2 separate regions of the Homo sapiens genome follow, and region 2 is linked to region 1. A link is a loop called in an ENCODE intact Hi-C map of the cell type or tissue named here. Cell type or tissue: PC-9. All regions are shown on one strand. Links, peaks and the distances in the headings refer to the core of each region. The heading gives the core; the rest is flanking DNA. Region 1 overlaps NANS (N-acetylneuraminate synthase). Region 2 overlaps CORO2A (coronin 2A).

Region 1 (10,521 bases), core at 1-5,000:
AACTTAAAAAGTTAGCCTTTTTGAAAACTGACATTACTCTCTTTTTACCTAAACTTTCTGTCCCTCCCAATCCTGTTTTTGCTTCACTTACAGCTTATCTAAATCACGTTATTTTTAAAATTTAAAAATGATTTCTGTGAAATATGTAATGTCGAAAGTAAACATCCCCTGCACTCCCATCCCACAGAGATTCCGATAATTAACAGTTTAGTAGACGTGACCCCAGCTATTTTCCTTTTCAGTGTATCTCCGTCCCCACTCAAGGTGCTGTCATGTCCTCTCTCTTGACACTACACATTGCAGGAGTTATTCTGCCAGCCTATCCCATCTTGGGCCTGCACATAGTACAGTGGTTTGAATTTTCAAACTTGTAGCAACCCGCACTCCATCACACACCCTTAAGCCTGGTTTTCAAGGCCTTTGCCACCTAACCCTCCTAATCTTTTGTTAAATCCCACCTGAGGCCAGACACCGTGGCTCATGCCAGTAGTCCCAGCACTTTGGGAGGCTGAGGCAGGTGGACCGCTTGAGGCCAGGAGCTTGAGACCAGCCTGGCCAATGTGGCGAAACCCTGTCTCTACTAAAAATACAAAAATTAGCTGGGCGTGGTGGCGGGCACCCATAGTCCCAGCTGCTCAGGAGGCTGAGGCAGGAGAATCGCTTGAACCCAGGAGGCAGAGGTTGCAGTGAGCTGAGATCACGCCATTGCACTCCAGCCTTGGTGACAGAGCAAGACTCTGTTTCAAAAAGAAATAATAAATAACAATAAAATAATAATACACGCTACCTGAGTCTTTCTACTGTACTCAGCTTTCTGGTCACCCTCACCAACAAGACTCACCCATCTTAGAGTGTCTTTTGTTGCATTCAGTGAATTATAGATAACGGATTAATTATTTATCATTTTCACCAAAGGATTGTTTTGAGATTGGGCTGTGTATATTATTGATGATATTTGTGCATATAGCACACTTGCTTTCAGCAGCTCAGGCTAATTAAATGTGACAGATGGTTTTTGAATGAGGTTAGACATTCATTTATAGTTCTGTTGTTACTCTTGGTGTATTGTGCAATGTGAAACATTCTTAAAATGCATTCTTTAGAATAACAGTAACCATTTTTAGAGCATTTACAATGTGCTGAGTGCTTCTCATGCATTTACAGCAACACTCAGCAGGTATTATTATCATCCCTAGGAAAGAGAGGCTCAGAGAGCCTCAGTATCTTGCCCCTGGCTGCACAGCTAGTGAGTGGCTAAACCGGGGCTCAACCAGATACGCTTCACCTGGAGAATATGCATAAAGCAGCATGATATTTAATGTTATTTTTCTTTTTCCATTTTAAAGGAATATCAGAAGCTCTTTCCTGACATTCCCATAGGGTATTCTGGGCATGAAACAGGCATAGCGATATCTGTGGCCGCAGTGGCTCTGGGGGCCAAGGTGTTGGAACGTCACATAACTTTGGACAAGACCTGGAAGGGGAGTGACCACTCGGCCTCGCTGGAGCCTGGAGAACTGGCCGAGCTGGTGCGGTCAGTGCGTCTTGTGGAGCGTGCCCTGGGCTCCCCAACCAAGCAGCTGCTGCCCTGTGAGATGGCCTGCAATGAGAAGGTGTGTCCTGCCGGACTCTACTCGGTTCTGCTGCCGTGTGTGGAAAAAGGATAGGCTGGCCTGAGAGGGATGGTCAGGACCAGCCCTCCCTGAGCCAGGCTGATGAAATGATCAGTGAATGTGCTCCCACCCGTGTCAGCTTCTTCAGGCTTCTCTTCAGTAATGCATGTCACTCTGGCCTGTAGCAGCAGCAGGAGACACATGTTATCTAACTTTAGCAGTTTCTCTGGCCACCTAGGGTCACATTAGAGTCTTCCACTAATTCTCTGAAGCCCATGGCCCCAGTACTCCTAGACTCCAGAATATGTAACAGGAGTGAGGCCCTGGAATAAGTCAAGTCTGGGCTCCCTTGGAGCAGGTAAGCCCTGAGAAACATTTAGGCACGGTGTTCCCTGAGGTACCAGAAGAGCCTGTGGCATTTCCTAAGCCAGGGTGGCACTGGTGGGAAGGGCAGTGAGTCGTTGCAGAGGTGGGTGGGTGATGATGCAGCTATTCCTTGTGCAACAGTGACCTTCAGACAGAGGAACTGGTGGGCCTAGAAGCACTGCCTGGCATGCTGACTATCAGGGCTTCCTGGAAGCCGTGGCCTGGACCTTCTTGCCTTCTGAGTCATAGAGCCAGGCAGGCATCCTGGGGCTGCCAGGCACACACACACCTAACCTGTAGGCTGTCGGGGTCAAGGCAAAGACCAAACACCAGGCATGCCTGGGACTGTTGTCACCTTTTATTCTAGTGGGGCCTACCTGCTTCCCCAAATCAAAGATGCATCTATACCAGGAAATTAAAATAAAGTAAAAAGAAATAGTTTCTTTATAGAGGAAACAGGAGAGAATTAGACCAGAAACCAGAGTAAGATTTATAACAGCTGAGCACTTAATTTGGCTCTCTGAGCAGACAGTAAAACATAACAGGATGCATGATTATCACTTGACATTTTTTCCTGGCACCACATTCCAAGCAGAATTGATTCCTTGTACTCTTACGTGGAGGATATAGAGTAATAAAACACGTAATTTATTTGAAAGCATTTATAGAGAAGACAAACACTGGTCATGAGCTTCAGGTACCCTTCATTCCCTCATCTGCCTGTATTATCTGCCCCTTCCTCGGGGGCTCCTTTTCTTGCCATCTGCATAACAGCCACATTCACCATCTTATGAGTCCTTCATATTTCTATTTTACCAAACAAAGTGGCGGTAAGGTGTGTGCCCTGGAGAACGGTGTGTCAGGAGTTAAGAATCTCATCCCTATGTTATGTTTCATCTTGGCTGTCTGCAACCCTGGCCAAGTCACCCACCCTGTATGGGCCTCAGTTTCCCCATGTTTACAATGAGATACTGAGCTGAATGGTAACCAAAAGAATCAGAGTTTGCATGTATTGAGAGCATTCTATGTTCCACGTACATTCTGTAATATCACCAATCCTTACAGTCATCTGACAGGATAAGTTTCCATTTGACAGAGAAACTAAAACGTGGCCTATACCCCACAGACTGGGATTTGAACCTGGCTCCGCCTACATAGCCTCAGCCCTTTCCTTTGCACTTTGTTGTAAAGGCTCCTCCTCTGAGTCTCTGAATTCAATCTATACTGGTTGAATTCCTGCCATGTATGAGATATTCTGAGCAGTGTAGGGGGCAACAGAGTGCCTGCTCCCAAGGTACTGCCTGGGGAAGACTGATCAGGGACCTTGAGTGTAAAGTAAAGTAGTGTGCACTAGTTACTTCTGTGAAGCTGGCACTGAATGTTCATTTTGTCCACAGCTGGGCAAGTCTGTGGTGGCCAAAGTGAAAATTCCGGAAGGCACCATTCTAACAATGGACATGCTCACCGTGAAGGTGGGTGAGCCCAAAGGCTATCCTCCTGAAGACATCTTTAATCTAGTGGGCAAGAAGGTCCTGGTCACTGTTGAAGAGGATGACACCATCATGGAAGAATTGGTAGATAATCATGGCAAAAAAATCAAGTCTTAAAAATAAAGTGCCATTCTCTGAATTCTCAGTTCCCTTGCTGATGCTGTCAGGTGTGTTTGAGTGAGGCGAGGGCAGGAATGGCGGTCTCCAGGGACCTGGCTGTCATCCACCTCCACCTGCTCCTTAGACAGCAGATGTTTCTGGGCTAGGCCCTGTGTCAGCCCACTGGAGACAGAAAAAGATCCAGTGATGCAATCTCTCCTTCAAGTTGGCCAGCTTAGTGCACTGGCCAACAGTGCATTATAAACAGAGCACCAGAAGAAGGGGTGGTTCCAAACAAAGTCCATATCCTCCAGTTGCTGGGTGGCTGCAGAGAGGGGTGAGAGCTGGCTGCACATGTCCTTTCCTTTAAGCCTTCATTCTCACTTCCTTACAGCCCTTTACTTCTCCATTGTCTTTATCCCTTTCCTGCCCTTGGCCTCTGTGTTTAGTTGGCATTGTATAGCAGTCACTCCACATCAGAGAAAGGACTGGTCAAAGGATCTTGTAGGCAGAAAATGCTGAAAGCACTCCTTTCAGAGCAAAGAGAGGGAAATGGCATGTGTTCCTTCTCTGAACAAATATTGAGGGCCATCTTTGTGCCAGGCACTGCTTTAGGCACAGAGTATATGGCCATGAACAAGCCCCAATCCCTTCCTCAGAGAACTTCCATTCAGATGGGGGCAGATGCATAAAAATCCATAGCATAGTGATTCAGTCACACAATATGTTAGAAGGTGGTATGTGAGCCAGGCGTGCTTGTGTGAGCCTGTAATCCCAACTACTTAGGAGGCTGAGGTGGGAGGATTGCTTGAGACCAGGAGTTCAAGCTATAATACGATCTTGGATGGGAACAGGTGGGAGTCAGGGTTTGTTTACACGTAAGTGAGAACTTTAATGAGTTATCTTCAGAAGCAGTGAATGCCCCATCCCTGGAGATAGTTAATCAGGGAGCAGCTGACTACTACCAGAAGGCTGCGTAAGGAATAAGATATGAGTAAAGGCCCTTCTGGGTCTGGGTGCTAGGGACTTGAAGCAACATGAACTGGAGGGAGCTGTGATGTGGACACGCTGAAATCGGTGGGGAGGAAGCGGAAGATTCAAGGGACCTCAAGAGACAGAAGAGTCAGGACTGGATGACTCCCATTCATTCACAAATGTTTACTGTGTGCCTACTATGTGTCAGGTTCCTGTGCTGTACGAGGGAGAAGGTTCCCAGGCTGCGGATGATGTATTCAGGATGCTGAGGGCTTACCTGTGGGGGTATCACTGGGTGCTAGGGACTTGAAGCAACATGAACTCCCAGTGAAGACCATGGTTAAAAGGGACATTATTCACATTTTATTAAACCAAATATTAGAAAATTGCTGTCATTTAAAAATATCTGCAAGCAATTTGCCATATCAATAAAGAAATGTCTACAGATTCAAGTCTGAAAGAGAAGAAGGTAAGTGATCAGTAACCCTTACAGACATGGAAACCAAGGAAGCCTCATTCCTGTGCTGAGAATATTCTAGTAGCTCCTGCTGCTGCCACATGGCAGCTGGGAATACCAGTAGTCTCAGCACTCGGTCAGTACCGTGCAAGCTCCCTTGGGAATGCTGATAAATCCTGGCATGATACAGCAGTATATATGTTTTTTTTGTTTTTTTTGAGACAAGAGTCTTGCTCTGTCCCCAGGCTGGAGTGCAGTGGTGCAATCTCAGCTCACTGCAATCTCCGCCTCCTGGGTTCAAGCAACTCTCTTGCCTCAGCCTCCCTAGTAGCTGGGATTACAGGCATGCACCACCACGCCCAGCTAATTTTTGTATAGGACTATAGTTTTAAGGCAAGTTTATAACCTTTGGCTCATTTGAGCCTCACAGCACTTGGTAGGTAGTGCTATTATCCCCATTTTATAGATGGCACTGAGAAGTAAAAAGTGACTAGCCCTGGTCACACAATTGATATGGACTGAAACTGCCGCTTTCTGGCTATCACGGGCCTTGACACAGCTAGTTTGTGACCTTTACAGTCTAGCTCTGTCTCTGCTACATGAATCCCAAATTTTTGAATCAAGTTCCCCTCTGGGCCATAAGGCCTCATCTCAGACCCCCAAGGAAGGCAGTCCAAAGGTAGACTCAAGTCTCGCAGAGTAACCAGGCACTAGGAAAGCATCATGGGCAGTAGCTCCACGAGAGGGGCCAGAGCACCAGGCACTGGCCAGAGACCAGCTGCATTCACCCTGAGCAGTAGGGCCTGGTGGCCATGAGCACAGACCTGGAACTCACAGCCTGGGCCCAGACTCCAGCTCCACCACTAGCTGTGCGACCTTGGGCAAGTGACTCTGGGTCTCCATTTTGCCATGTGTAGAATTGGGAAAACTTTCTACCCTCTAGGGCTGATGAAAGGATCAGATGAGTTTAGTCGTAAAGCATTAAAACAGTGCATTATAAACTATTAAGAGCTGTTATTACTTGGCCCCTGCAGCTGTGGGTCTGGGAAGAGGTCTTGGTCATCAGGGATGGGCAGAAATGTTGGGGTCAAGTGTATTCATCTTCCCTCTGTCAGGAACACCCTCTGCCTGTCACAATTCAGTTTGGGCCATTCCTAATAGAATTAATTTCCCCTTTTTCTCAGGATTCCTGCAGCATAGTGCTTAAAACTCTGTCCAGCCAGAGTTTTAAAGTCTTTGGTTAGAAGTTAAGGTGTTTGCAAGGTTCTGTCTGCCTGGTATTCTGCTACATTGTCTCATATCAAAAGTGCCATTTTTAACTCAAAAACTATTGAAAATTGTCAGTTTTATATGGTTCAAACTAATGCACTGAAAGTCTATTTAAACCACGAGGATTCGGCGACCTTGGCCTCCCACCAAGCACCTATGAAGATGCTTTAACAGAATATAACTTCAAAACCGTCTAGGGAATTGACAAAACAGGACGCAGAACCTTCAGAACGGAGACACAAATCCCTGGAAAGAAGCCTCCCACTCCCTGCTAGCGAAGGTGGCCTCCTGTGAGGGCCTACTGTTTTCTACCTCTGTCACTTCATTCCAGACAGCTGGGCACTCTGGGTTTCCTTGGCAACATCTGGATCTAAGGGTGCTCTTACCCTTTTTGTCCCAAGACAGTTGGGAAACACCACCCCCTTTGGTTGCTTAGCAACTGTCACCTGCTGATTCCTTCCCAAAATCCCCTGAGAAATGAGTAAGCAGGTTGAAAGCTGGGCCTAAGGGCTGGGCCAGGGGACAGGTCAGATGCTTGCCTGGGGGTGGGTGAACGGGGCACACGTCTGGCCCCCCTATATCACCCCGGGGTAACTTTACGCAGCTCTGCTTTCTTTCAGGACCTCAGACTCCCCAGATGAGATCTGGCTGGGTGACCTGTGAGGCCCGCCTAACTCAGCTCTTCTGTTACTCAGTGATAGGCACCTGCTGGTTATTAATTCACTGCTTGGGAGGGAAGGGGCTTTCTGGGAACTTTTCAGGGTGGAGAGAGTATAGGACAAAGCTGCCCTTCCAAAGCCTCCAATTTAGTTGGAAAGACAGGTCCCAGATTTGTGGCTCTGATAGTGAGATTCTTGTTCCTTGGTTAGACTTCCTGGCGCAGGTAAGCCTGCGGAAGACTGAGACAGGTGAAAAGACTTTTCTGCATGAATGTGCTGGCAGCAGAGAGGTGTGGAGGTGGAACTATGCGACACATTTCTGACTGGAGAGTCTCTAAGAAGAGTGGTAGGAGCTAGGTGAGGATAAGTAATTTTGGGCAGACTAGACAAGCCTTGAATGCTAAGGTGAGGCGCTTGTATTTTTTTTTGTTATTTCATGGAAACTCCTGGAAGCCTTTTCATAGCTGAGGGGTTAAGTGAAGTTTTAGGAAGATCACTCTAGTTTTAGGGTGGAAGATGAGGACTGGGAGAGGGTTCAGACCAGGAACTGCTAAGAAGCTCTTGCAGCTTCTGGAGGGAGCTGTGATGTGGACACGCTGAAATCGGTGGGGAGGAAGCGGAAGATTCAAGGGACCTCAAGAGACAGAAGAGTCAGGACTGGATGACTCCCATTCATTCACAAACGTTTACTGTGTGCCTACTATGTGTCAGGTTCCTGTGCTGTACGAGGGAGAAGGTTCCCAGGCTGCGGATGATGTATTCAGGATGCTGAGGGCTTACCTGTGGGGGTATCACTTTGAAGGAACTGGATTAAAGTAGTGTAAGTGATGGTGGGGTGAGGGTGCGGAGGTCTGATGAGAGGGCAGCAGCAGACTTGTTTAGGGCCTGTTTGAAACTAGCCTAGGAGAGGAAACCTTCAAAGCACTGTAGGCGTGATTGGTCGGGGAAAGCTGGGGCAGGGAGAGGGCCCTAAGAAGCAGGCAGTAAGGGGACCAGCCACGCTGATCTAGGTAGATTAGGCGAGACTGGGCAGCTGCGGCGTACCTGGAGGCTGTCACGCCGGTCCTGGCCCCTAGGGCAGCCGGGGGATGCTGATGGCCCCCTCCCAGAGCCGCAGGGCCGGGTAGAGCGGCTCCTGGAACGTGGCGCGGAAGGTATGCAGGTGGCTCATGCCGCCCGTCACGTCGTAGAAGGCGAGGACGCCGGCCTCGTAGTCCAGGAAGACGCCGAGCCGGTCGAGGTCGTCGCGGGGCCGCAGGCGGCTGCGCTGGCCGTCGTGGAAGGCCCAGTACTCAAGGTCGTAGCGCTTGAGGCACCAGGACTGGCGGTTGCAGCCCAGGCGGGCGGCGGCCGAGGCCCCGCGGCGCCGAAGGGAGGCGTAGGCCGCGCCCACCCACCAGCCGGCGCCCGCCTCCTGCACGTCAACCTCCCAGTAGTGGCGGCCGGTGGCGAAGCAGTCACGAGCCAGCACTTGCCAGAGCGCGTCGAACCGCAGCACGGGCACGGGCCCCAGGCTGCCCAGCAGGCCGCAGCGCACCGTCAGGCGATCGGCGGACAGGCGCAGGCGCGCGTGCATCGTGTCAGGATCCAGCGTGGGCGTGCGCGCGTCTGCAGGGGGCGAGACAAGGGACGCACCTGGTGGGCGGGGCCAGCGCGGCGCCCCGCCCCCGGGAACCCACCAACGCACGTGCAAATCACAAAATGCGAAGCGCGGAAATGGCCCAAGGAAGGGGTGACAGACCCCTTTAAACCGCGACTGCCCCTGGGGCGGGGTCTTGGGGAAAGGGGAAGAAGAGATCACTCTGCTGCACATCCCTTATACTGTCTGTATTTTGTGCCGTGAAATTTGTTGCCAATTAATACAAATTTAATTAAAACTAATCCTATCACTGTTAACATTAGGGTGTGTGTACTTCCTATCTTTCCCCTCCCCTTGCTGCTTTATAGCTTTTCTTTTTCTTTTTTTTCTTTTTTTGAAACGGAGTCTCGCTCTGTTGCCCAGGCTGGAGTGCAGTGGCGCGATCTCCGCTCACTGCAAGCTCCGCCTCCCAGGTTCAGGCCATTCTCCTGCCTCAGCCTCCCGAGTAGCTGGGACTACAGGCGCCCACCACCACGCCCGGCTAATTTTTATAGCTTTTCTTAATATTGGTGTCACACCATACATGACGTTAGGTAATCTGCTTTTTAAAATTGATTGATCTACTTGTGAGGCATTTTGACACATCATAATATCCTTTCACAAGAGCATTTTAGTGGAGATTCTAAAATTTTGATGTTTGGACGCATAACTTAGTCCTCCGTTTAAAAAGCTTTTGAAACCACTAATACAATTACATTTTTACGTATCTGATTGCTTCTGTAGAATATACTCCTAAAACAGGAATTGCTGGGTCAATGGGTATTTTTTTAAGGTCTTTGATACATATTGCAAAACTATCCTCCCCAAAGTTTGTAGTGATTTAAACTCTCATTAACATTTCTCTTTGCATTACACCATGTATGTACACATGAAGTTTTTTTTGTTGTTGTTGTTGTTGTTTTTTAAGTCTGGATCACAGGGTATGTGGATATTCAGCTTTCATAAACAAGGCCAAACAGTTTTCCATGGACATTTGGATTGTTTCCGTGTTGCCTATTGTGACTAATGTTGCTATAACTGTAAACGTGTAACAGAGACTGAGTTTTCTAAGAAAAAGAGCATTTTTCTAAGAGAAAGAGAATGAATTATTTTTAAGATTTTCCCCCTTTTTCTCCTGTCTCCCACTTCCTACTTAGCTCTTTATTTTTATTTTTTTTAAGATGGAGTTTCACTCTTGTTGCCCGGGCTGGAGTGCAGTGGTGTGATCTCGACTCACTGCAACCTCGGCCTCCTGGGTTCAAGCGATTCTCCTACCTAAGGCTCCCTAGTAACTAGGATTACAGGCACCTGCCACCACGCCTGGCTAATTTTTGTATTTTCAGTAGAGACAGGGTTTCATCATGTTGGCCAGGCTGGTCTTGATCTCCTGACCTCCGGTGATCCGCCTGCCTCAGCCTCCCAAAGTGCTGTGGTTACAGGTGTGAGCCACTGTGCCCTGCCTCTACTTAGCTCTTTAGAAATGTAATTATAACCATTACCTTCCCTTCACCAGATAGTCCCTACAGGGCAAACTTATCTACCTACTTAGAGGGTCTAGAACCAGAACTTTCTCCCACCAGGAGATTGCCTTAAGAGACAACAGTCAATTTACAACATAAAGTATGCCTTCAACAGAACTCTTCCACCCGGACAGCATCTCAAGACAACGGCCACATTACAACCTAGTTCTGCCCTCAATGGCACCAGCTCAACCACTTGGTAGAAAACGCATCAAAATGAGTCATATAGACCCCCATCTGCTTGCTCCTTCCCTGCATGCCATTCATACAAAGTCCCCATTTAAAAGCCTCTGCTTTCTGCCCCAAAAGTGAGGCGGTACCGTTAAGGGCAGGAGGAGCCTGTACCTCTTCCCCTAAGCTAATCTTTAGAATAAAACCACTTTCTTTATACCAGACCTCGCTCTTGTTAATTGAACTCTGCAAAGCGTTGAGCAACTGAACCTGTGTTTCGGTCA
Region 2 (17,440 bases), core at 4,685-9,684, 65 kb after region 1:
CGGCTGTAATCCCAGCACTTTGGGAGGCCAAGATGGGTGGATCACCTGATGTCAGGAGTTTGAGACCAGCCTGGTCAATATGGTGAAACCCCACCTCTACTAAAAATACAAAATTAGCCGGGCGTGGTGGCACATGCCTGTAATCCAAGCTACTTGGGAGACTGAGGCAGGAGAATCACTCGAACCCAGGAGGTGGAGGTTGCGGTGAGCTGAGATTGTGCCACTGCGTTCCAGCCTGGGCAATAGAGTGAGACTCCGTCTCAAAAATAAATAAATAAATAAATAGCCAGGCATGGTGTCGCACACCTGTAGTTCCAGCTACTTGGGAGGCTGAGGTGGGAGGATTGCTTGAGCCTGGGAGGTCGAGGCTGCAGTCAGCTATGATTGTGCCACTGCACTCCAGCCTGGGCAACAGAATGGGACCCTGTCTCAAACAAAAAACAAAACACGGTGAATTTTCTGGTATGTGAATTCTACCTCAATTACATAGAAAGGGCATTTCCCTCATTTTCCCCTTTCCTAATGAGAATTCCTGTATAGGTGCTGGGAGGGACATACAGGTCCCCCAGCCCATGCCACACAGCCCTGAAGCTATTTCCAACTCCACCAAGAGACTTGGATTTCTTGGGGTCATAGAGAAACCACACCAGTTCAGTCACAGAACCTTGGACTGGCAGTGACCAATCTGCTCATTTTGCACATCACATTGCATGGCCCTGGCAGAACAGGGACCAGGACCCAGGCCCTCGACCTCCCACATCCACCATCTAGTTCCAGGTTCTTGAGCCACCCACCAGAATGCTCCCCCAGCCATTTTTATATCTAAGTGAAAGAGACAGCTGAGAAGAAAACTGGCCAACATCCATCCATCCCACAAATATTCCCGAGGTGCCCAGGGGACAGGTGCTGTTGGAGGGGCTGATTGCAAGGTGAACACTCAACATAGTCCTTGACTTTGCAGAATCAATAGTCTTGGGATTTTTTCTAGAGGGACTTTCAAGAACAGGGTGGACTCAGGGAACACCCAACCTTCTCTTCTTCCATCACCTCCCCATCTGTGTAGAGACCACTGTACTTGTTTTTTTTTTTTTTAAGAGACAGGGTCTCACTCTGTTGTCCAGGCTGGAGTGCAGTGGTGCAATCATGATTCACTGTAGCCTCGAACTCGGGGTAAGACAATCTTCCCACCTCACCCTCCCAAGTTCCAGGCTAAGAACTACAGGCATGTGTCACCAAGCTCAGCTAATTTTTAAAATTATTTGTAGAGATGGGGTCTTGCTATGTTGCCCAGGCTGGTCTTGAACTCCTGGGCTCAAACAATCTTCCCAACTTGCCCTCCTAAAGTTAGGGATTACAGGCATGGGCCACCGTGCCTGGCCTATGCATGCATTTTAGTAGCTCTGCAAACAGAGGAGGTGGTCCTGTGCCTCCCTCTGGAAATACTCTGGCTAATCCAGGTCTCTCCCCTCAGGAAAAAGTGATCAGACACCTCCGCCTAGACTGGATCCCCTACTGGAGGGGACAACGCTATAAAGGACATTATTTAACAAATCTAAACAAGAACGGTAGATTACAGTATTATCACAACATTAAACTTATATAAGTTGATAATGTACTGCAGTAATGTAAGAGAATATTTGTATTTTTAGGAAACAGTATTTAGGGATGAAGGGCTAAGATGGATGTAACTTACCCTCAAAGAGTTCTGAAAACAAAAAATTATACACACACCTACACATTCAGAGGGAGAAAGAGAACCAAAAAAAAAGGAAAGAATGTGGACTTGTGTCCTTTGTTAGTGATGTGCATGGAGGGAGGTGAAAATTTTCTCTCTTTCAAGTGGTCTCTGCCTCTTCTACAGCAGGACAGGGGAGAGAGGTGCATGCTTCCTGCCCTGTCCTGGCAGGGCGGTACCTGGAGCTAGGGTCTTAGAAGGACACTGCACCCACAGGCCCTGGCCCAGGTCTCCATGGGACCACTGACCCTTTTTTTTTTTTTTTTTTTGGACATGGAGTCTCGTCTTGTTGCTCAGGCTGGGGTGCAGCGGTGCGATCCCGGATCACTGCAACCTCCACCTCCCAGGTTCAAGCAATTCTCCCTGCCTCGGCCTCCTGAGTAGCTGGGATTACAGGTGCGTGCCACCACACCCAGCTAGTTTTTGTATTTTTTAGTAGGGACGGGGTTTTGCCATGTTGGCCAGGCTGGTCTTGAACTCCTGACCTCAGGTGATCTGCCCGCCTTGGCCTTCCAAAGTGCTGGGATTATAGGCTTGAGCCACTGCGCCCAGCTGCCAATGACCTCTTGCTTAGCCTCCAGGACATCCTGTACACTGTCCTCAAGGTGAGTTTTCGAAAATTAAAACCTGAGCATGTTGTGCACCTGCTCACATTTTGCAAGCCTCTTTTTCCTCATCTGTAAAATGTGAATGAATAATCATTTCTTCCTTGCAGGATTGTTGAGAGTTAAATGAGATACTATGCATGAAGAGCCCAACAGTCAGGTGTTACTGTAAGTGCTCAGTAACAGAAGCTACTATTATATGTATATGTATGTATATTTGTATGTCAAAACTGAGAAAAAAAAACTAAAAGGAATGAGCCAAAATGTTAATCATGGTTATATCTAGATGGTGGAATAAATGGCTGGCTTTAATATCTTTGTCTTATTTTTAGCTATGTAAGTTTTGCAATTAAAAAAGGTGTTTAAAAACAAAAATACAGATTTTCTGAAAAAATGGGTCCATCCAGGATTAGCCAAAAACTTCTGTTATAAAACTGTAGCTCTTGAAGGGCTCTAGAGACCAGGAATGGAGCCCACAGCTGCACTGTCTTATCCTGCACCTGTGGCAGGCATTGCGAATGGATCCCAGCACCCTCTCTCGGACCTCAGACTTGGGGAAATCCAGCATGGAGTAGGGACTTGCCCAGGGTCACTGCAAAGGTGAGGGGCAGAGCTGGGCTTGAGCCCAGGCCTCTGGTTCCCCAAGTGTGAGCCTGGTGCTGTACTTCCTGTGCTCTGAGGGAGCACCAGTGAGTGCTCTGTGAGTCCCTGCCCTGGCCTCCTTCCTGCACACAGCCTTTCCTTTCTCTGGGATCATTTCCTGGGTCAAAGGCCATGAGCAGTACTGTGTCTTTGGCTGTGGGGCACTGATTGCTCTCCGGGCCTTTAGACTCTGGCCCAGGGCCATGCCCCAATTTCCGCAGTGCGGTTTCCCAAGAAAAGCCAGATGAGCCAATAGTCAGGCTGCCCTCGGGCTGACGGGAGGCAAAGTGCCCAGGAGCCCCATTCAGACACACACCTCCCACCTCCCACAGACTCAGGGAAGGCGCCTTAGGGTTGGGCGTGGCTCAGAAGGGCCTAGCCCTAGACAGCTTCTCTTCCTTCTCAGCCTTCTCTTCCTTCTCAGCTGATGAGGGAAGGCTGCCCACTCACACCCCAGCCCACCCCAGCCCTCCCCTCCGCCCCACCTCCCCTGCCCTGCCCTGCCCTGCGCTGCCCTGCGCTGCCCTGCGCTGCCCTGCCCTGGGCTGGCAGATTGCTCTGCTTCTAAAAGGTTTTACGCTGAGGACCACAGGCAGGAGCGGACATTAGCCAGCCTGGTGGGCTATTGACTGAGCTGCTAAAAGCCTGTCAGGGACATTTATCATCAGGAGGCCATTTCCACCTTCTGCCCATTAGGCCAGCACTCAGCCAGAAACAGGCTTCTGATGGATGTGGTGTACAAGCTCTAAATCAGGGGAGACACGCCTGCTCCCCTCGCAGACCCCACAGAACCCTGGCTTGGGCCGCCCTGCCTGGAGAGGCATCACCTCCAAGTCTCCAAGGGGCTGCCCTGGGGCAGAGGGGGAAGACAGGACAGAAGGACCCAGGAGGAGTCAGGCGGGTGGGGGACCAGACTGGGGACTCTCTACGGCTGACCTCCATTGCCAGAAAGGGAGAGGTTGTGAGGCCACTGTCACGACCCTCAGCAGTCAAGGGAGCAGCTGTTCCTACAACAGCATCATAGTCATGGCCTCAAATGAGCATCCCAACAGCTCAGGGTGGAGACTGGGAGGCAGGGGTGGCAGGACGGGCAGAGGGAGGACACACAGTGTAGCAGAGGTGAAGTGGGCAGGCAGACTCTGGCTTCCAGGGGTGGAATCCCTGCCACATCCCTTACCATGGTGCAGCCTTGGGCAAGTGACCTCAGTTCTCTATGCCTCAGTTTCCTTATCTACGAAATGACAACAGTAGTAGCACCTCATTCACAGTAAAGCACTGAAGACGGTGCCCAGTACTTGCTAAGTACTCAGTACATTAGCCAGGAGAAGCTCATCACAGCTCATTACCATTACCCAGTTTTATTGTTGCTCAGTATGTTTCAGGGGCCAGGGGATATACTCACTGGGCAGGGGACAAACTGTTCTGCATGGGGACTCCCATCCTTTCCTACATAGCAGTGGCTCCAGGCATGCCCTCCATGAATGAACTAGTGGCTTGATTGTTTTCCTACTGGTGAATGCAGGCAGCTGGATCAGACATGTTCCCATGTCTATAAGAAATAGGTTTTTAAATGCTTCTTGGCTGGGCACAGTGGCTCATGTCTGTAATTCCAGCACTTTGGAAGTCCAAGGCAGATTACTTAAGGCCAGGAGTTCAAGAGCAGCCTGGGCAACAGGCCCCATCTCTACAAAAATTAGTCCGGTGTAGGGATGCACACCTGTGGTCCCAGCTACTCGGGAGGCTGAGGCAGGAGGATCACTTGAGCCTGGGAGGTCCAGCCTACAGTGAGCCATGATCGTGCCACTACACTCCAGCCTGGGCAACAGAGTGAGATCCTGTTTCGAAGAAAAAAAAAAAAAAAGCTTTTCTTTAGAAACCATAATCTAGGGAGTCATATATGTGCCAGGCCCAGTGCCAGCTGCGTTGCTCATAATATTTGATTTACCTCCCAACCACCCCAGGACATAGTACAAGAATTCCCCATTTACAAGTGCAGAGGCTGGGGCTCAGAGAGGTTGACAATCATGTACTAAGGACAGCAGAGCCAGGATTGGGAATGTTTCCTCTTATGGCCTGGTCTGCTCTTGCTGTCCTCACACCATGGTTATCATCATCATCATACAGGCCTTTCACTGAGGACATACTATGTGCCAGACTGCATGCAGGTGATGGCAGAGATGCGGTACTCACAATCCTGGGCTATAGGAGCCATCTACCTTATGGAGGAGGCAGGAAGGAATATACTTTGAGCTCAGAGGAGAGGCACACAAGAGACCTGGGGGATGAACCAGAGAAGGCTCCCTGGAGGAGGAGGACTTTAAATTGGGCCTTAAAGAGAGGGAGACTTTGACCAGGTCAGGTGGAGGGGAGGAATCTCAAGTCAGAAAGGCAGGGCCACAGGTAGGTTTTAAGTGGGAGGAGGCTGAAGCAGCCAGCGGGCACGGTAGGCTGGAGGACAGGGCAAGAGAGGAGGCTGAGCAAGAGGGGTGAGGCTGAGGGCATGGAGTCTACTCACCCTGCCCAGGGTGCAAGGCTGGACCCAATAGAGAGGTGGACAAATGGATAGGTGAGCCATGTCCTGACTGGAGAGGGTGAGATGTGGGACCAGGGACCGCCCAGAGGAGGCTGGGATTGAGCAGAGGGAGAGATGAGAGGAGCATTTCTTGACCCTAGGAATGGCAGCACTTCTAAAATGCACAGCACATTCCCATGATTTAGGGCAGAGCATCCTTCATCACCCCTCTCCTTATGAGCACCCAGATGAGCCTTTGGAGGGTTTACTGTAGAATCCAACATCCAGGGATGAAAGCGGTGAACCACAGCTGGTGTCCCCACTTGGTCACCTGTGGGGACAGGGAGCTCACTTCCTCCTGAGGTAATTCATCCTACTTTCAGACCTTGTGAATTTGGAGAAAATGTTTCCTACTTCGAGCCCAGTGTGGCCTCCAGGTGGCCCCTGCTTCCCCTCACTTCCCACTTCTGGTCCTGGCGTTGTCCTTTGGGGACCTATAGACACATCTGGGCCCTCTGTGGCAGGCCAACTCCTTGGATATTTGAAGACAGAGGACCCATTCCTTGAGTATGTTCTTGTCCAGGATGAACAAACCCCTAGAACTGGAAGAGACTTCCAAAATGCCAGACTAGCCCATACCCTGCCTTTCTAGAAGGGCAATTTGTATGGAGGGAACAGATATGTGCTATGGAAGGCTCTGAGGTTCCAAACAGTTGGCTAGGACAGGGCATAGAGGGCTTTGATGAGAGAGGCAGAACATTATCTGCAGGCAGCAAGGAGTCCTGGGAGGCATCTGAGCAGCGGAGTGATGTGGACACACATCGGCTTGAGAAGGGTCAGGTTGGCCTTGGTTTTTTGTTTGTTTGTTTTTTGAGACAGAGTATTGCTCTGTCGCCCAGGCTGGAGTGCAATGGTGCGATCTTGGTTTACTGCAACCTCTGTCTCCCGGGTTCAAGTGATTCTCCTGCCTCAGCCTCCCAAGTAGCTGGGACTACAGGCATGTGCCACCACGCCCAGCTGATTTTTTATTTTTGGTAGAGACAGGGTTTTGGTATGTTGGCCAGGCTAGTCTCGAATGCCTGACCTCAAGTGATCTCCTGCCTTGGCCTCCCAAAGTGCCAGGATTACAGGTGTGAGCCACCATGCTGGCTAAGGCTGGCCTTTAAGATCATGGCAGTGAAATGCTCCTCTCCACTCTCCCAGGCACCTGAAAGCCACGGTGTCCATTAGGCCCTCAGGCCCATGTCCCCTCTGGCCTGTCTACTCCCAGCAGGGTTCCAGGGCTGACCCCCAGGGGCTCTGCCTGCCCTTGCTTTCATTCCTCCCCACCCTCCACACCTCACAGCAAAGTCCACCTTCTTCACCCCCTCCCTGGAGTGACTCTGTGGCAGGCTGGGCCCCAGGCTCAGGAGCACAGTCCTGGCCTCTCCCCAGCCTTCCCCTGCTGCCTTTGTTCCCTGAGTACAGTCCCTGGTTGCCAAGGCTGCAGGTTGCGAAACTCACCTCCAGCCTCCCTCTAACCAGCTCACCCTGGGTCACAACAGGCAAGAGGGAGGGACCCTGCCTGCAGTGTCACTCCCTTTGGGACATCTGAAACTGCCTGGGGCAGCCCGGCCCCTCTGAGAAGGACTTCCTGCACGCTGTGGCAAGGCCAGACATCTCCCAATCTCAATGCAATTTATGTACTTAATTAAATCATTAGCTAGCTTGTCCCTTCCTTGTTCTCACATCACTCACCTACTGATACATCTCTGTGCCTGGCACAGAACGTAATCCTGGTAACAAGTAGGAGCTGATGCAAATCAGTGCCAAACCTCAGGGGCCTCATGTCAGTGAAGTGAGAGCAAGGCCCGAGGCCACACCCAGGTCTGGGCTCCCATTCGGGTCCTGGACACACTGCACAGGGTCCTCTGGGAAGTCATCTTCCTGAGCCTCAGCGACCTCATCTGTGCAATGGGGCAAGATCCCCTATAAATGGGGCTAATGTTCATAAGGTATCAGCATAATCACTCCAACCCTGGTTACAACATAATAAAGAGCCTCTAAGGCCTGTCTGTGCAGGTAAGTGCTATGGCATGGTGCCTGCACAGTAGTAATGGATGTGGTTACTTAATAAGAAACATATTGGCCAGGTGTGGTGGCTCATGCCTGTTATCCCAGCACTTTGGGGGGCTGAGGCAGGAGGATCCCTTGAGCCCAAGAGTTTGAGACCAGCCTGGGCAACATAGTGAGACCCCATCTCTACTTACAATAAGAAAAAATTAAAAAGAAACATCAATCAAATGCAAGATGTGGACCCCATCTGGACTTTGAGGCAAACAAACCACAAGCAAAGTGGCATGTATGAGGCAACCAGGGACCATTAACATGAATTAGGAATCAGGTGACACAAGAGTTATTATTAATGTGATCCTGGCATTATGGTTATGTCAGAAAATGTCCCTGGTTTTAGAATTGCATACTGACATGTGGTAGGGGGCGGGGGGCAGAGGTTGAAATGACAAAATGTCTAGGATTTGCTTTAAAATACTTCAGGTAAAAGGGATGAGTGAAGCAAGAGGGCAAACTTGATAATTCTAGAATCTGGGCTGAGGAAAGTTCATCATATTATTTTTATCTACTTTTGTGCTTGAGATTTTTCCATAATTATGAACCTGAGCTAGATTAGAGCCTTGCTATTGAAAATGCAATTGGCAAACAAGTAGATCGGTATCACCTGGGAGGAGGGAAGTCAGATTTAGCAAGTAAAACACAGGATGCCCAGTAAAATTCAAATTGCAGATAAACAACAAATATTTTAGCATAAGGAGGTTCCATGCAATATTTTACTTACACTAAAAATTTGTAAAAATAAATTGACAGTTTCTTATAAGGCTAAACATGCAACTACCTTATGACTCAGCAACCGCACTCCTGGCCCTTTATGCCAGAGAAATGGAGACTTACTTATATTCACCCAAAAATATGTACACAAATGTTTGTAACAGCTTAATCTGTAATAGCCCCAAACTCGAAACAACCCACTGGCTTTCAGTGAGTGAATGGTTATATAAACTGTAGTGCATCCATACCATAGAATACTATTCAGCAGTAAGAAAGGACACAGAGGCAGGAGTGGTGGCTCATGCCTGTAATCCTGGCACTTTGGGAGGCTGAGGCAAGAGGATCACTTGAGCTCAGGAGTTTGAGACCAGCCTGGGCAACATCATGAGACCTCGCCTCTATTAAAAAAAAAAAAGAAAAAAAAAAAAAGAGGCCAGGCAAGGTGGTTCATGTCTGTAATCCCAGCTCTTTGGGAGGCTGAGGCAGGCAGATTAACTGAGGTCAGGAGTTTGAGACCAGCCTGGCCAACATAGCAAAACCCCATCTCTACTGAAAATATAAAAACTAGCCAGGTGTGGTGGCATGTGCCTGTAGTCCCAGTTACTTGGGAGGCTGAGGCAGGAGAGTTGCTTGAACCCAGGAGGCGGAGGCTTCAGTGAGCCAATATCATGCCATTGCACTCCAGCCTGGGCGACAGAGCGAGACTCCATCTCAAAAAAAAAAAAAAAATAAGATAAATAAATAAATAAAAATTTAAAAAAAGAAAGAAGGAACACATAATTGAGGCCAGGTGCAGTGGCTCATACCTGTAATTCCAGAAGTTTGGGGTGGGTGGATCACTTAAGCCCAGGGGTTCAAGACCAACCTGAGCAACATAGCAAAACCTCACCTCTACATAAAAAATATACAAAAATTAGCTGGGTGTGATGGCATGCACCTGTAGTCCCAGCTATTCAGGAGGCTGCCGTAAGAGGATTGCTTGAGCCCAGGAAGTGGAGGCTTCAGGGCTGCAGTGAGATATGATCATGCCACTGCATTCCAGCCTGGGTGAAAGAGCCAGAGCTTGTCTCAAACAAAACAAAACAAAACAAACAAACAAAAAAAACAAAACACACACACACAAAACACAAAAAAAAATGATCAATACTCAATATATGCAACAACCCAGCTGAACTGCGAGAGAAATACAGTGAGTAAAAAAAGCCAAGCTGAAAAGGTTACATATTGTATGATTCCATTTATGTAACATTCCTAAAACGGGAAAAGTATAGAAATGGAGAGCAGGTTAATTGTCATCTGGGGTTAAGGAGGGAATGGGGGTGGAGGGGAACAGATCTTTGTGATGATGGAATGTTCTGTATCTTGACTGTAGTGATGCCAGTATCACAACAGTATGCTGTACTGCGTACTGTAGTCTTATAAGATGTTACCACTGGAAGAAACAGGGTAAAGGATACACAGAATTGCACTGTACTATTTCTTATAACTGCTTGTGAATCTACTATGATGTCAAAATAAAACTTTTAATTAAAAAGAAAAAAGCAAAAATAACGATTTGTTGTTTATCTGAAAGTCAAATTAAACTGGGCATCCTGTATTTTATCAGGCATCTCTGGGAGCTTGTTGGAGATGCAGATTCCCTGGCCCCACTTCAGACCCACTACATCAGAATCTGTGTTGTAACACTAAAGTATGAGAAGCTCTGATTAGTGGCTCCTGGGTGTGTTAGTCCATTTTGCATTGCTATATAGGAATATGTGAGGCTGAGTATTTACAAAGAAAAGACGTTTGTTTGGCTCACAGTTCTGCAGGAGGCAAAAGAAGCCTGGCACCAGCATCTGCTTCTGGTAAGGACTGCAGGGGAGCTTCCAATCATGCAGACAGTGAAGGGGGGATCAGGTGTGCCGCAGGCCACGGGGAGGTGTCCCAGACTGTTTTCAACAATCAGATCTCAGGTGAACTCATTATCACAGGGAGGGCATCAAGCCATTCATGAGCTGCCCCCATGACCCAAACACCTCCCATGAGGCCCCACCTCCAACACTGGGGATCACATTTCCACATGAAAATTGGAGGGGACAAGCATCCAAACTGTATCACAGCTCCTGTTGGATCTGGATTCCTAGGAGTCTGTGATGATAGCAATTAACATGTATCTTTGAGCTATTTATTATATTTCAAAAAGCCCAAAGAGAATCACACATTTTATCTAGGATCAGGCTGTGTAGGACAAGTGAGTTTCTTTTTCTCTTTCTTTTTTTTTTTTGAGAGAGTCTCGCACTGTTGCCTGGGCTGGATGGAGTGCAGTGGCGCGATCTTGACTCACTGCAACCTCCACCTCCTGGGTTCAAGCAGTTCTCCTGCCTCAGCCTCCCGAATAGTTGGGGTTACAGGTGGCTGCCACCACGCCCAACTAATTTTTCATATTTTTAGTAGAGACAGGGTTTCACCATGTTGGCCAGGCTGGTCTCAAACTCCTGACCTCGTGATCTGCCTGCCTCGGCTTCCCAAAGTGCTGAGATTGCAGGTGTTAGCCACAGCGCCTGGCTGACAAGTGAGTTTCAACCCTCCAGTGGCTTCCCACTGGACTCAGGATAGAGCCCAGACTCCTGCCTGGGCTTACGACGCCTTCACAGTCCAGGCCCTACTCCCCAATCTGACCTCACCTCCTCCCACCACTCTGTGGTCACAGCACATGTGTCCACGTGCTGACAATGCACAGACACACCAAACCCATTCCCACTCAGGGGAATGTTTGCATGTTCTATTTGTTCTGCCAGCATACTCTCCCTTTAGAGCCTCAAGTGGCTCTCGGCTCAAAGATCACCTTCCCAGGAATGCCTTCCCAGACCATCCTGCCTAAACTAGGTCCCCTCTCCCAACCCACGTCACACTCTATCACATCACACCAATTTATTTTCTTTATATCAGTTGTTAGTACCCATTTACACCGAGCAGTTCATGCAAGTTAGAAACAGTGACAGTTCTGAGAGTTTGAGTAATAAAAGGAAAACCAACTAATTATTGAATTAATTAAGAATGCAGTTTGTTTGGTGGACGTAATCTTTTACAAGCATGCAAAGCTTGGAAGAAACAAGTAGCAAAATCGGCCATCTATAGGGGGTCCTTCCCATTTTGACCTTTTTATGTCTTTCTACAAATTCCATTTTGCACTTGTCCCTCCCTAGCTCGAAACATTCTCTCTCTCTTTAGGATACAGGTCACATGCCTCACCCCAGCATTCAAGGCTCTGCTCAGCTAGCCCCAGTCCACTTCCTTAGGGTACTTCCCTTCTTCTCCTTCACAGATTATTTGTTCTGGCCAGACAGCTGCTCTCTGCATTGCTTCCTGAACATTCTATATACAGTTGCACCTCCATGCCTTTGCTTGTGCCCTTCCCTTTGCCATTTATACCCTCCCTATTTATTTGGATGAACAACCATGAGATAATTTGTGGAGTTAATGAAAATTTATGAGCAACAATTATGCACCCAACTACATTAGGAGGTACTAGCAGAAAAGCACAAAGGACTCTAATTCAAAGTAGTCAGGGCATGGTTCTAAGGAAAAAATAGGCTTGGAATATGTCCTAAAAAAAGAGAATGCTGTGGGAATTTGAGGGAGGAAGTAAAAGTGTCTATCCATGAATATAGTAAATATTTCCATCTATTGAGGTCATCTTTATTAGTCTTTTAACAATGTTCTATCATTTTCCTTCTAAGCGTTGCTTGTTTATTCCTAGGTATCCAATCTTCTTTTATTCTATTGCAAATGTTTAATTATATCATCTAAATATTCCCAGTATGTACAAATGCAATTCATTTTTGTGTTCTGATTCTTGTATCCACTACCTTCCAAATACTCTTATTTTTCTAATAATTTGACTACATGTTCTTTTGGGTTCTATGTAGACAATTATATATGTAAATAATAGCAGTTTTATTTCTTCCTTTTCCATCCTAACACTTTCAACTTTTCTTTCGCTATTTTTCTTTTTTTGAGACGGAATTTTGCTCTGTCACCCAGGCTGGAGTGCAATGGCGCCATCTCGGCTCACTGCAACCTCCGCCTCCTGGGTCCAAGCAATTCTCCTGCCTCTGGGGTTACAGGCATGCACCACCATGCCCGGCTAATTTTTTTTTTTTTTTTTTTTGAGACGGAGTTTCGCTCTGTCGCCCAGGCTGGAGTACAGTGGCGCGATCTCGACTCACTGCAAGCTCTGCCTCCCGGGTTCACGCCATTCTCCTGCCTCAGCCTCCCATGTAGCTGGGACCACAGGCGCACGCCACCATGCCCGGCTAATTTTTGTATTTTTAGTAGAGATGGGGTTTCACCATGTTGGCCAGGCTGCTCTCAAACTCCTGACCTCAGATGATCCACCTGCCTTGGCCTCCCAAAGTGCTGAGATTACAGGCATGAGCCACTGCACCCGGCCTCTTTTGCTGTTTTTTTTTTTTGTTTTTTCTTTAAGGGACATTTTTATTGCTCAATGTTTAGTAGTTAGAGGACTATTCAGGCTTTCTGTTTCTACTTGAATTGGTATTGACAAGTTACATTTTTCTAGTCTTACTGTGCAGGCCATGACCTTTTATCTTATTCCTGATTTTATTTTATTTTATTTATTTTGAGACAGGGTGTCGCTTTGTCACCTAGGCTGGAGTGCAGTGGCACGTTCATGGCTCATAGCAGCCTTGAACTCCTGGGCTCAAGGCAGCCTCCTGCCTCAGCCTTCTGAGTAGCTGGGACTACAGGCATGCTCCACTATGCCTGGTTAATTTTTGCATTTTTTGTAGAGATGGGGTTTCTCTATGTTGCTGGTCTCGAACTCCTGGGCTCAAGAGATCCACCCATCTTGGCCTCTCAAAGTGCTGGGCCCATAGGTGTGAGCCACCCTGCCTGGCCTGTAGATGCTTCTAACATTTCCCCTTTATGAATGATATTTGCACTATTTAACAAATAAGTCAAGTTAATAGCATGAATAATGTGACAAACTGACATCATGTGTCCCATGATGTAATGACCTAAAAATGATATACCACCACTCATGCAATATTCTTGCCAAAAATACATAAATGATTCTAATAATGAGGAAACAATTTGGTAAGTCCAAATTTAGAAACATTCTACTGAACAACTGACCTTTACTCCTGAAAAATGTTAATATCATGAAGTGATGAAGACTAAGAGATGACAACTAATGTGTGGTCCTGAATTGGATTCTAGATCAGAAAAAAAAGCTATTATAAAGGTCATCATTGGGACAACTGATGTAATTTGAATTTGGGTTGTATATTATAATTAGCATTGAATCAATGTTAAATTTCTAGGATGTGGTTATATAAGAGAATATTCTCGTTCTTAGAAGATACAGACCGAAGTACAGTATTTGGGGGTAAAGGGTCATCTCTATAACTTTTTCTCTTTTTTTGTTATTTTGAGACGGAGTTTTGCTCTGTCACCCAGGCTGGAGTGCAGTGGCACGATCTCAGCTCATTGCAACCCCTGCCTCCCGGGTTCAAGTGATTCTCCTGCCTCAGACTCCTGAGTAGCTGGGATTACAGGCACCCGCTACCACACCTGGCTAATTTTTTGTGTTTTTAGTAGAGACGGAGTTTCACCATGTTGGCCAGGCTGATGTCGAACTCCTGACTTCAAGTGATCTGCCCGTCTGGGCCTGCCAAGGTGCTGGGATTACAGGCGTAAGCCAGCGCATCCGGCTGATAACTTTTTTTTTTTTTTTTTAAGAGATGGGGTCTTATTCTGTCACCCAGGCTGGAGTGCAGTGGTGCTTTCATAGCTACTGCAACCTCAAATTCGTGGCCTCAAGCAATTCTCCTGCTTCAGCCTCTCGTATAGCTGGGACTACAGGTGTGTACCACTGTGCCCAGCTAACTAAAAAGCAATTTTTTAAGAGATGGGGTCTTGCTATACTGCCCAGGCTATATGTCTGTAACTTCTCTGTTTCCAAACACACACACACACACACACACACACACACACACACACACACACTCACACACACACCCCGAGAGGCAAAATGTTAAAACCGGTAAACCAGGTGAAGGTTAATCAGGAATTAGTTCAGTTTTATTTGCAAATCTTCTGTAGGCTTGAAATTGCTTCAAGATAAAAAGGTTTTAAAATGCTGTTTACTATAGGTCAGTGAAATTCTCCCTTATCCTTCATTTGCTAATTTTCTTTTTGTTGCTGCTGAGTTTTTCTCATGGCTGGGTATTGGGCTTTATCAAACACTTTTTCTCCATCTATGGACATGATCATATGGTTTTTCCTCTTTCACTTGCTAATATGATGATTTATCTTTATAGATTTACTAATATTAAATCACCTTTAGTTTCTGGAATAAATCCAACTTGGTCAGAATGTATCTTTTATTTACTGTAATTTGCTAGTAATTTGGCATCCATCTTCATGAGTGAGATTGATCAATATTTTTTTCTTTCTTATTCTGTCCTCCTTGTCTGGTTTTGGTATCAAGGTTACAGTGGCCTCACAGAATGAGGAAAGAAGTTGTTCATCTTTTTTATTTGTGGAAATGTTTGTAAAAGATTAGAATCTGTTCCTTGAAAGTTTTGTAGGATTTACCTGTAAAACCATCTAGGCCTAGAGTCTTTCTTATGTGTTTGTGTGTATATATATATATATATATATATACACAAATACATATATATATATATTTTAAATATATGTATGTAAAATATAAGAAACATGCAAAAAGTGTAAAGAATGAAAATTATCAGCTTAACAAATTACTGGAAAATAAATTACCCATAATTGCTACCCTCCCAAGCCAAGACATGAACCATTACTAGCACATAGGAGGTCTCCCACGAGATGCTTTCCAGTCGTAACCCTCTCCATCCCCCAGGGGTAACTGCTATTCTGTTTTTCATGGTAGTCTCTTCTTTGTTTTTCTTTAAAATTTCACTATGTAATTATGCAACTGTTAAAGTATGGTTTAGTGTAGGCTGTTTTTAATTTAAGGTTAATTAAATGATATAGTTTAAAATTTGTTTGGCTTATTTCACTCAACTTTATCTTTCTGACTCAACCATGTTGTTGTATATAACTACACTTTATTCCTTTTTGTGGTTTTGTACATTCACTTGTATGGATATGCCATAATTTATTTATGAAGTTCTTGGACATACAGGTTTTCCCAGTTTTGCAATAATACAAACAATGCTACTATGCACATTCTTATGCTTCTGTTCTGGTGGACAGAGCACCAGTGGTGAACACTGCGTGGTATAAACCTATGGTTGGTATTTCTGGGTCACAGGTATATGCATTTTCTTCTTCTTTCCAAAACAGGTGTGCCAGTTTACACTCCCATCAGAAGTGTCTGATCGTTTACACAACTCTGTATACTTGCTGTCATTTACTAGTGTTAGACATTTTTGACAATCTGATGTGTAGTGGTATTGCACTGGTTTACTAATGAGGTTGAGTAGTTTTTCAAATGCTTATTAGCCATTTGGATTTTCTTTGCTATGAAGTGCTGGTTCAGTGTTTTGTGGATTTTTCGGTACATTTTATACATTCAAGAAATGAGTCTTTTGTCATGTTTATTATATCCTTTTCCACTCTATAGCTCGCCTTTCCTTTTGCTATTTTCTTTAAGGGAAATTTTTATTGCTCAATTTTTTTTTTTTTTTTTTTTTTGAGATGGAGTCTGGCTCTGTCACCCAGGCTAGAGTGCAGTGGCATGATCTCAGCTCACTGCAACCTCTGCCTCCTGCGTTCAAGCAATTCTCCTGCCTCAGCCTCCCGAGTAGCTGGGATTACAGGTGCCCGCCACTGTGCCTGGCTAATTTTTGTATTTTTAGTAGAGACGGGGTTTCACCATGTTGGTTAGGCTGGTCTCGAACTCCTGACCTCATGATCCACCCACCTCAGCCTCCCAATGTGCTGGGATTAAAGGCATGAGCCACCACGCCTGGCCTATTGTTCAATTTTTAAAGTACATAAAGGACTATTCCTTTAAAGAACTATTCAGGCTTTCTATTTCTACATAAATCAGTATTGACAAGTTATATTTTTTAAGGAGTTTGCCCATATTGTTAATGTTCTCAAATTTATTGGCATACAGTTGCTTGTATTAGTTCTTATTAGATTTCAAAGCTCTGCTGTGATATTGTTTTTCTCATTCCTGATGCTTTTTGTACCCTTTCTCTTTTATTGTTGGCCAGTCTCTGCAGGGGCTTGTCTATCACCCTTTTCTAAAAACAAACTTTTGGCCCTTTTATCTTCTCTAATGTATCCTTATATTCTCTTTCATTGATTTTTGCTTTTTATTATCTCCTTCCTCAAACTTTCTTTGGGTTTATTCTGCTGCTCTTTGTTTGAATTTTTTTTTTTTTTTTTTTGAGACAGGGTCTCACTCTGTTGCCCAGGCTGGAGTACAGTGTTGAAAGCATGGCTCACAACTTCCCTGGGCTCAGGTAATCTGACCTCAGCCTCCTAAGTAGCTAGGACCACAGGCAAATGCCCTCATGCCCAGTTAATTTTTGTATTTTTTGTACAGATGGGGTTTCACCATGTTGCCCAGGCTGGTCTCAAACTCTTGGGCTTAAGTAATCCTCTGGCCTTGGCCTTCCAAAGTGCTGGGATTACAGGTGTGAGCCACTGTACCCGGCTCTAACTTCTTAGATGGAATGTTTAATCATTAATTTTTAGGCTTCCTTCTTTTCTAATATAAGCATTAGTGCTATAGATTTCCCTTGAAGCCCCACTTTCCCTACATCTCGTAAGTTTTGTGATATATTTCATTTTATCAATTCCAAGGATTTTTAAATTTCCATTTTGATTTTGTTTATGGCCTATAAATTATTTAGAAATAGTTTTTAAGTTTCCAAATGAATGGGAATTTAAGATTTATCTTTTGTTATTGATTTCTAACTCAATTGCATTGTGTTCAGGAAACCTGGTCTATGAGATTCTAATCTGCGTGATCTTTTAACTTCTGAAGTCCTCTGGGGGTCTAAGTCTGCTATTTGTGTTTCAGCTGACTCTCACTCATGGTGGTGTACATGCTTTGTGATCTTTGTGGATTCATATTTCTCTATGTTTAATCTGTGGGGATCCTGTCCACATTGTGGATGC

What was found. A loop is a pair of places that touch in the nucleus more often than their neighbours do. Peaks named below come from ENCODE experiments on the same cell type or tissue, not always from the same donor. Only the 100,000 strongest peaks of a DNase experiment are listed, where the experiment ranks them.
Region 2: it touches region 1 in a loop (4-fold over the local background); 9 of 110 quality-filtered maps call a loop at or near these places.

The regions. Positions count from the first base shown.
Region 1 is chr9:98,079,470-98,089,990 of GRCh38, forward strand. NANS (N-acetylneuraminate synthase) reads left to right here. Exons shown (of 6, transcript NM_018946.4): 5 at 1,347-1,613; 6 at 3,377-3,608. The coding sequence ends at 3,586. It overlaps TRIM14 (tripartite motif containing 14), which reads right to left. Exons shown (of 6, transcript NM_014788.4): 6 at 4,884-8,536. The coding sequence ends at 8,001. Among named protein-coding and RNA genes, the nearest start is that of NANS, 28 kb to the left of the region's middle. RefSeq lists enhancers at 7,464-8,138, 8,139-8,812 and a silencer at 8,222-8,491. In PC-9, for the core only: no CTCF peak of the experiment used is centred there; DNase peaks (open chromatin) are centred at 1,499 and 2,192; H3K27ac peaks cover 1,792 bases.
Region 2 is chr9:98,139,365-98,156,804 of GRCh38, forward strand. The region is part of intron 2 of CORO2A (coronin 2A); the gene reads right to left. Among named protein-coding and RNA genes, the nearest start is that of TRIM14, 29 kb to the left of the region's middle. RefSeq lists an enhancer at 2,761-2,810. In PC-9, for the core only: no CTCF peak of the experiment used is centred there; DNase peaks (open chromatin) are centred at 7,087 and 9,337; H3K27ac peaks cover 4,280 bases.